2 separate regions of the Homo sapiens genome follow, and region 1 is linked to region 2. A link is a contact called in ENCODE Hi-C or POLR2A ChIA-PET data. All regions are on one chromosome and are shown on one strand. The core of a region is the stretch at or near the end of the contact, and the rest is flanking DNA. Distances in the headings are between cores, read along the strand shown. Region 1 holds the start of PRPS1 (phosphoribosyl pyrophosphate synthetase 1). Region 2 holds the start of RADX (RPA1 related single stranded DNA binding protein, X-linked).

Region 1 (4,080 bases), core at 486-2,985, 1.0 Mb after region 2:
ATCGAGATATCAACATGGCTCATTTTTTTGTTTTTTTTTTCCTCCTTCAGGTCTTTGCCCAAATGTTACCTTCCAAGACAGGTCTTCTCTGACCACCCTACTTAAAATTGTACTCCTCTCCTCTACACTCTGGCACATTATCCCACTTTCCTTGCCTGATTTTTTTTTCCACAACACTTATTGCCATTTGACATACTATGCATTTTGCTTATTTACATGTTTATTGTTTGAGAATGTAAACTCCATGACAGCAGGGTATTTTTAATTGTTTACTAATGTATTCTTGTGCCAATACACAGGGCCTAGCACATAAAGAATGTTCACTAAATATTTATTGAATGAACGAATCCCTTGGGGCAAATACTTTGTAGTCCCCTCAACGCCTTGCACACTGCCTTGCATGCAATAGAACACTCAGTAAATATTTGATGAATGGCCTATGATGGAAGACTACTAATATTCTGCCTTGCAGTTTACTTCCTTCTCCAAGTATTCCTATATACATGGGCCTACATTAAATTTCTGAGCTTGTAAAAGTGCAAAAAAGGTCAGAAGGAGAAGTCCTCCATGGACACTGCTGAAAATAGCAGTAAGACAAAGACAGGATGCTGCTTTGAGTATTTTCTGCCTTTGCCACTTAGATAAATCCCTCTCCCACCTCCATCTCAGTTTTATCATATGTAAAACGACTATATGATCTCTGAGGTCCCTTCTATTTTTACATTTGGTAGTTATGAGCACTATGGTCACTTTTGATTCCAGAATTGTATGATTTTTATCTTCTCCTAACCCATGCTTAAAATATGCTTAATGGAAACATGGTGCAAGAATAAAGGCTCACTTAGGTCCAATTAACAAGTATCGCTATAAAAATAATAAAACATGGTGTAAAAGGCCACATTAGCAACATGTAGCTGATGACATTGAGGCTTACATGAGGCAGACAGGACTAAAACCCAGGTTTTTTCAAATCCCTTCAGGGCTCTTTATCTGAAGTCCCATAGAACACTATACTTTCTTTCCTTTCCGAGGGCTATAAAAGTTAGATCTTTATTGTCCAGATAGTTTGGAAAATCCATCTTCCTTCACTTGTTTCAACATACTTGGTTCCAGCACTAGAAACAAAACAACTTTCTCTTGCAGTGTCTCTTGGATGATTCAGGTGGCATGCCTTCAGTCACTTCCCCCATGTAAACTGTCTTGCAGGCAAAGGCGACACTGCAATTACAATGGGCAAGCAAACTCCTTGCATGCACGTCTGTGATGTAAAAGTGTTTTAATTCAGCCCCATCCTTATAAAGAGATAAAAAATGTGTTCAGAAACATGCAAACTCGTGGCTGTCATCCTGATAAACAGATTTTCTTAAAGGAAACTGTAAACCAGAGCCAGACTTACTTTCCTGCGCTGAGGGAGGGGAAATAAAAAAGCAGGCATGGTTGATTTCCCGCTAGCGGGAACGATCTGGCCTCAGACGTCACCAGCATCCCTCCACCCCCAGTCCAACGTCTCCTGTCCCCAACAGCCTAGCTACAGGGGGCCGGGCTATGGGTTAGTCTCGCCCCCGTTCATGCTCTTCACCCAATACCTGAGAGAATCGGAAGGAGGCAGAGCTACACCGAGGACCAAACCCCGCCCTTCGCTCCCTCTTAGCTAATCGTTGCCAGCGGGGTGTGGACTTCGCCGCTGACCCCACCTCCGCCGCTTTGGGTAATTTAGAGCCGCGCGCCGGGCGGGAATGTAAGATGGCGGAGTAGCAACGCAAAGCGCTTGGTATTGAGTCTGTGGCCGACTTCGGTTCCGGTCTCTGCAGCAGCCGTGATCGCTTAGTGGAGTGCTTAGGGTAGTTGGCCAGGATGCCGAATATCAAAATCTTCAGCGGCAGCTCCCACCAGGACTTATCTCAGAAAATTGCTGACCGCCTGGGCCTGGAGCTAGGCAAGGTGGTGACTAAGAAATTCAGCAACCAGGAGACCTGGTAAGGACCAAGTTGGGACCCTGACTAGACCTCACCTGCCCAGGCGGCAGAGTATAGGAGGGATGGGGTCGCCGCTTGAGCTCAAACAGACTGGGGGTTGGGGGGAGAGGGTGCAGCTCTGTGACTAGCCTACCCCACGGGCTGTTTCCGTTATTTTACCTCTCGCGGGAGGGTCACGTTCATTCTTACCGTGCGGTGGGGTGGAGTCAAAAGATGGAGTGTGAGGCGAAGCTTCTGCGTTTGAGGGCAAGGGCTGGGGGACCCAATAGATAGTGGCTGCATAGAGCGACGAGAGGGGACCGACGCTTAGCCAGGGCGGTAGGGACACGTGGCTTGGCTTTGCTGTTGAGCCACCCAGGCTGGACTGGGTTGCTTCAGCTCTTAGACTAGCTTGCATTTAGAGAGCCTACCTGCGTACTGAGCTCTCCTGGTCTTTCTTTTCCTAGAGTCCAATAAGCAGCTTTTTGATTCGAAATGGTGTTGGTCCGTTCGGCTTGGTGTTGAGGGAAACTGACATTATATACTGCAGGCGCCAAAATTATTACGACTTCCCTTAGATCAGCAAGCGTTGGCTTTTCTCATCTTATGAATCATCTACCTGAGTAATTGGAGCCATAAATCTAGTTGATTTGTTAAAGTGATGCGTTGACTCTGCATCCTTGATAGCCAGCATCTCAGCTTGAGCCATCCAAAAAATCTTGGAAATCTCAATTCTGGAATGTTTGACCTTCCCCAGTGCAGCTAGTGGTACAGATAATGCAAAAGCGTATTTTTCAGTAACCGAGTCCATCCTGGACTTGGCTCCTTCTTTAAGCTCTGTGTAGGGAATTTAGGAAACAATTTTATACCTGAATGTTAAAGATAATTGAGGACAGGCAATGTAGTGGAAGACTAGGATTGGACAGTGCATTGCAACTTGCGTTTTTTCCATTGCCTTGCCAGTAAAACTTGCTTCCTCGACTCCGACTTACACCCTCTACCGGCACCATGGGACTGTTTTAGAGATGACTTGGTTACCTGATTATTTCAGTGCCCCTTCCACCTAAGTGTGGGATCTTTAGTTTCTGATAGGTGTAATTTGTATTTTATTGTTACCCTATCGATTAAATCAGAGCCCTGCCCACAATCTTACAGATTTGTTAAGGGGAAAGTTTTCACCTAATAATCAGATAAGAATATTTCGAATATTTTTTCCTAAATGTTTTTGCTTACTTTTTTGCTTTCTTTGGACTGATTTCCAAGTTTAACTCGCCTTATCTCTTTTAGACCCAGCTGATAAAGTAATGTCACCGATAATGGACAGCTTCTTCCCGAATTATTGTGCTACTGATTGTGATGCAAATGATAGTGTAAACATTGCCATCTGTAACCAGGCAATACCTTAGTTAAAAGAGGCTTACAAACTGCTGTCTTTAGATTTTTCCAAACCATTATGGCTCATGGGCCTTAATAAAGAATACAAAACAGGACTAGACTTTGTGATTGGCAATATAGTTAGGGGACAAGAATGTTTTTCATTTAGAGGTTTTCTTTGGCCCCTGTGGATATTTAATCCTTTTCCTATGCGTCTAGGAAAAATGTGAAGGCATGAAAGCTTTATTTTCTCCTTGTGTTAATCCTTCTGCCCTCTGCATAATGCAGCACCCCAGAACCTGAGGCTATATTGGGAGAGGAGAGGGGGAGGACAACTTAGTTTTCTACTGATTGATTTCTATTAAGTCCAACATGGATAATTGCTGACTGGTTAGATTTTCTTGTTTCTGGCTTAATCATTAGCTTCTTGTTTCCTAGATATTCTGAAATCTTCATTGAACATAATCACATTTTTTTTTATGGAGTTCCCCCTATCTTTGTTTTTCCTATACTGAAGAAATGGTAACTGCTCCCTATAACTGCTCCCCCAGGTGACTCTTGGTTGATGCTCTCTTGAGCAGAGTAGCTTTTCTTCTAACATAAGGATCATCCTTGGCTGTCTGGTTATTTAGGAAACACACACACACACACACACACACACACACACACACGGAGGGGGTGGGTGTTAAAAGTGCTGAAATCAGAGAACTTGGATCTGAATCCTTAACCTTTCTTTGCCCCAATAATCTAA
Region 2 (4,275 bases), core at 828-3,327:
CATAACAAAGTACCTACACTCAGGCAACTTATTTTATGTTTGGTAAATTTGGATTTTTGTATATTGCATTTGTTTGTTTATGGAAAGCCACACTTGTATATTCCCTTTGGTAGAGAGGCACTGGGAATTATATGTTTTACTTATTTAAAATATTTGAGTGCCTTTTATGCATAGCAGTAGTGAAAGAACAAATCAGTTTCTGCTTTCGAAAAGTTTAAGATCTAGTTAATGCAGATCATAATCGGGTGTTCCAACTTGTAGCGACTTTGCTACCCCAGGGGACATTTGGCAATGTCTGGAGATATTTCTGGTTCTCACAACTGGAGGGGGAGGTGCTACAGGTATCTAATGGGTAGAGGCCAGAGATGCTGCTAAGCATCCTACAGTGCACAAGACAGCCCACAACAAAAAACTTTCTGGCCCAAAGAATCAAGAGTGCCCATGTTGAGAAACTCTGAGTTACGCATACATTAAGTTTTTTTTTTTTAACTGCAAGTATTAGATGATAAGTATCAAATGAGTGATACAAGGTGATACAGAGAAGAGAAAGATTATCCTAGACTGAATTGGTGAGGGGAGGCATCATGAAGGAAGTGGGGTTCAAGACTAAGTGTCATGTCACTCCTTTGCTCATAATAGAAGAAACCCTGCTACCTCTCTGACCTCACCTCCTACCACTCTCCCCCTCGCCCCTCCACTGCGGCTGATTGGCTTATGCATTTCCTTGAAAATATCAAGTATGCTTCTGTCTCATGGAATTTATTCTTCTTGTTTTCTCTGATTCAAGTGCCATTCCCCTAGATATCCACATAGCTCACTTCCTCACTTCCTGCACATCTCTGTTCTGTTCAGTCTCTTACTAGAGAACCTTTCTGTAATCATACTTTTTATAAAATATTAACTCCTGTTCCCTCCACTTTATTTCCCCTTACTATGTTTTTTGGTCTCCCTAGCAAGGCTATACCCTGCCCAGACCAGACACTCAAGAAATCTGTATAGAATGAGTAAATTAGTTAAGTATTAATAACGGCAGGGCTCTTTAGCCCAAGCAATGAGAAGAAACTTGAGGGAAGGACCCTGACTACAGTTATCCCCAGTGGCCTAAAACAGTGCCTACCTCATATAGAGACTTCATAAATAGTGAATAAAGAATGATAAAATAGAGAGCCAAAGGAAATTAGTATAAACAAAATCAGCTCATAACCATCTTAAAAAGTATTCTTAGAACAATTACTCCCTTCTATGTATACTGGATCTAAGTACATCTATTAAATATTTTATCCTTAATTTTTACTATTCTTATCAGCTTTTTCACTTTACATTCGTTCCTGATATATGCCTTGCATTAAACAAACAAACATTAAACAAAGTTTCTGAAATCTCTACCCTAGATGTATATTAGGCCAGGTATTATATTAAAACTAGCTGCATTTTAAGAAGTCTAATCTAAAGGCAGCCCTTTACAAGCCAGTTCTAGTTTTCTATTTTCATTTGCACTTAAACACTAATTCACCCACCCTACACTCAGGGAGCCACTACAGATAATTATGCTAATGCTAATCGCAATAGCAGCTAATGTTTACTGAGGACTTTTTGTGCTAGAGTCTGTCCTGGAGGCTCTGCATAAATTATCTGGTTTTGTTCATACTACAGGAAACCCATGTTATAACATTAACATATGTTAACCAACTCTAAATTACTTTCTGTTCCTGGCCCAAAGCCCAAACCCCCAAATCCCTGAGCTTTGACTCTGCACCCTGATTCTTGCCACTTTCTCTTTTCCCTTGCCTCTAGGCATCCTCCTTTCCAGGGGACCACAAGCGCTCTCCCCCTCCCTCTTTGAGAACCATGACAACCACCGATTCCCCCTCCCCTTCCCCTGTCATCCCTCCCCCAGACGGCAACCCGGCGGGCACAAGGTCGGACGACCTGCTACGTAACTCGCGCGTGTGACTGCCTAGTAACAGTGTCTCGAGTCGGAAGCGCTCGGAGCGAGGGGCGGGGTGGGAGAGCTGGCGCGCGCACGCGTAAAGTCTTTGCAGCCTCGCTACGGGGCGGAGTCTTGCCTGTCAGCAGGGGCAGAGTAGCGATCGTCGCCAAAGCGCGCGGTTTTATTTCTCTCCGCTTTGGACGGGGCAAACTAGCTTTTGGGAGTGAAGCGGGTACGCAGTTATCCAACAATGTCTGGTGAGTCAGGACAGCCTGAGGCTGGTCCCTCACATGCAGGGCTAGATTGGCCGAACCCTGAGAGGAATCGGGCTGGGGTCCCGGGAGGGGTGATCCGAAGAGCTGGTTCCCAAGGGCCCAGGTCCTGGATCCAAAAGGTTCTTGAGCAGATTATGGACTCACCTCGCCAGTGTGTCACCCCCTCGGAGGTGGTGCCTGTAACTGTGCTGGCCGTCCAGAGGTACCTGTTAGAGGATGAGCCACGCGACACGGTGCCCAAGCCTCCCCTTTATTGCTATGATGTGACGATCTCAGATGGGGTGTACCAGGAGAAGTGCTACCTGGACCCCAGCTTGAACTCTCTCGTATATCAAAATATTCTTAAAGTTGGCATTCAAATGAGAATTTCCAGGGTCTCATGTCTTTACAATGAGAAAAGGATAGGCCAGGGGATCCTGTGCATAGATAACGTCCACTGTGGGGAGACTTCAGACAGTATTTCTTTAGAAACTCCCTTCAGAAATAGAGCGCACCAGGAGAAACCAGAGAGGCCTTTAAGAGGCGGGAAGAGTCATTACCTGGCGCTGTGGAATAACGAAGATCCCTATGGAGATATCTGGTTAACAGACAAGCAACCTGAGGAACACAACTTTAGCGGTAAGTGTTTGGAAAGAACGGCAGAGGGTTTTAAAAAAAATAGTTTTCAGGAGCTTGCGTGAACGGGAAAGGAAATGAAAATGCTTTTGTATTGTTAATTACAAGCCAGGAGTGGTAGGTAGACAAGTTTTCTTAAATGACCAAGGGATGCTCAATGAAATTTGCACAGCCAGTGGTTTTTGTTGGTGTTTTTTGTTTGTTTGTTTCTTTGATTGCAAAAGTGGCCAATTCAGGAAGTGTGTTTGACTACATCTTAAAATTCAGTCTGGCAAACGTACTGATGTGGGAGTCAGTATTCCTCATACGTTCGTTACATGTTTGATTGTGGTGGAATTAATCTTAGTTTTATTCCCAATCCAGTTGTGGAAATAGTACGTTGTGTCGGTTGAAGAGCTTATAGATTTGAATTTAGCATAAAGGTTGTAAAAATTTGCGGGTTTGCATGTTTTAATCTTCATTCAAAAAGGATGCTCCGTGATGTATTCCTTAATACTTTACATTGATTGAAACGCCGTGTAACAGTTATGTAAATATCACCTTTTAACGGTGTGATTTTTATGGGAAGGCTTGACATTCTCATTTTCTTGTTTCTTATTACTCACCACAAAGAGTACTGATCTGGGAACTTCAATTTTTCTGTATCAGAAGTAGGAAGTTAGCTTGAAAACACTAGCTTGCCATCAGCAACTGCTCTAAAATACGTTTTTTTTCTCTAACAGATGAAATTAAGGGGAATGATAGTACTGTAGGCATGAACACGTTTGAAATGGGGAAAGAAATAAAATGCAAAAAATAAAATAAGAGAAAGTACTGGAAGGAGAAAGACTATAATTTTCTACATTACTGCTTTTCAGTCCCTTTTACAATGTTGTCACAATGCTAAATCACGGATAATCTTACTGTGACGTGTAAGAGCAACAAACTTGAAAGTAAAAGAATAACTAGCTCAAAAACCATGCAATTATAGTCACATCCAGTTGTAAGGAAAAAAGATGTTATAGAAATGTGTAGGTAAGGATATTTTAAATAACTAAATTTTAAAAAGCAAGATAGCTATTTCAGGGATGAAAAAATGGAGTGATTTTATCTCAAGTGTGAAATAAGGCAGTAGTGCATTACTACTCTAAATGTTGATCACTTTAATTTTTAGAATTGAATATGTAAATGAAAAACTGGTGCCCTACAAGAAAAGTTGAGGGGATTAATACTTTGTAAAATGTATTTTGTCGTAATATCTATTCATTCATTAAAACCATATTTATAATACAAAAGGCAATGTCTGTATGCCAAAATAAAACCCAATCTGTATATTTGAAAGTATATTGTGTTAGAAATATACCACCAAAGTATAGTAAAATGTTAGTGATAAAATCTAGGAAGTGGGCATATTGATGTTCACTGTAAAATTTATTCAGTTTTGCTATATGTTTCAAATTGTTAATAATAAAATAT

Evidence for each region. A loop is a pair of places that touch in the nucleus more often than their neighbours do. ChIA-PET counts read pairs that join two places held with the same protein, here RNA polymerase II (POLR2A). Pooled maps may share reads with other maps.
Region 1: a loop to region 2 is called in a map of CD8-positive, alpha-beta T cell, with 9 times the contacts of the local background. The contact joins the promoter of PRPS1 here to the promoter of RADX in region 2. A Hi-C loop is called at or near these places in 2 of 168 maps with a recorded cell type or tissue (CD8-positive, alpha-beta T cell and naive thymus-derived CD4-positive, alpha-beta T cell), 2 of 37 single-sample maps with no recorded cell type and 9 of 50 pooled maps. POLR2A ChIA-PET finds 5 or more read pairs at or near these places in 1 of 52 experiments (CD4-positive, alpha-beta T cell).

Annotation. Positions count from the first base shown.
Region 1 is chrX:107,626,775-107,630,854 of GRCh38, forward strand. PRPS1 (phosphoribosyl pyrophosphate synthetase 1) reads left to right here and starts at 1,736. Exons shown (of 7, transcript NM_002764.4): 1 at 1,736-1,976. The coding sequence starts at 1,855. RefSeq lists a silencer at 1,574-1,623.
Region 2 is chrX:106,609,901-106,614,175 of GRCh38, forward strand. It overlaps RADX (RPA1 related single stranded DNA binding protein, X-linked), which reads left to right and starts at 2,078. Exons shown (of 14, transcript NM_018015.6): 1 at 2,078-2,823. The coding sequence starts at 2,181. RefSeq lists enhancers at 2,073-2,262, 2,303-2,642.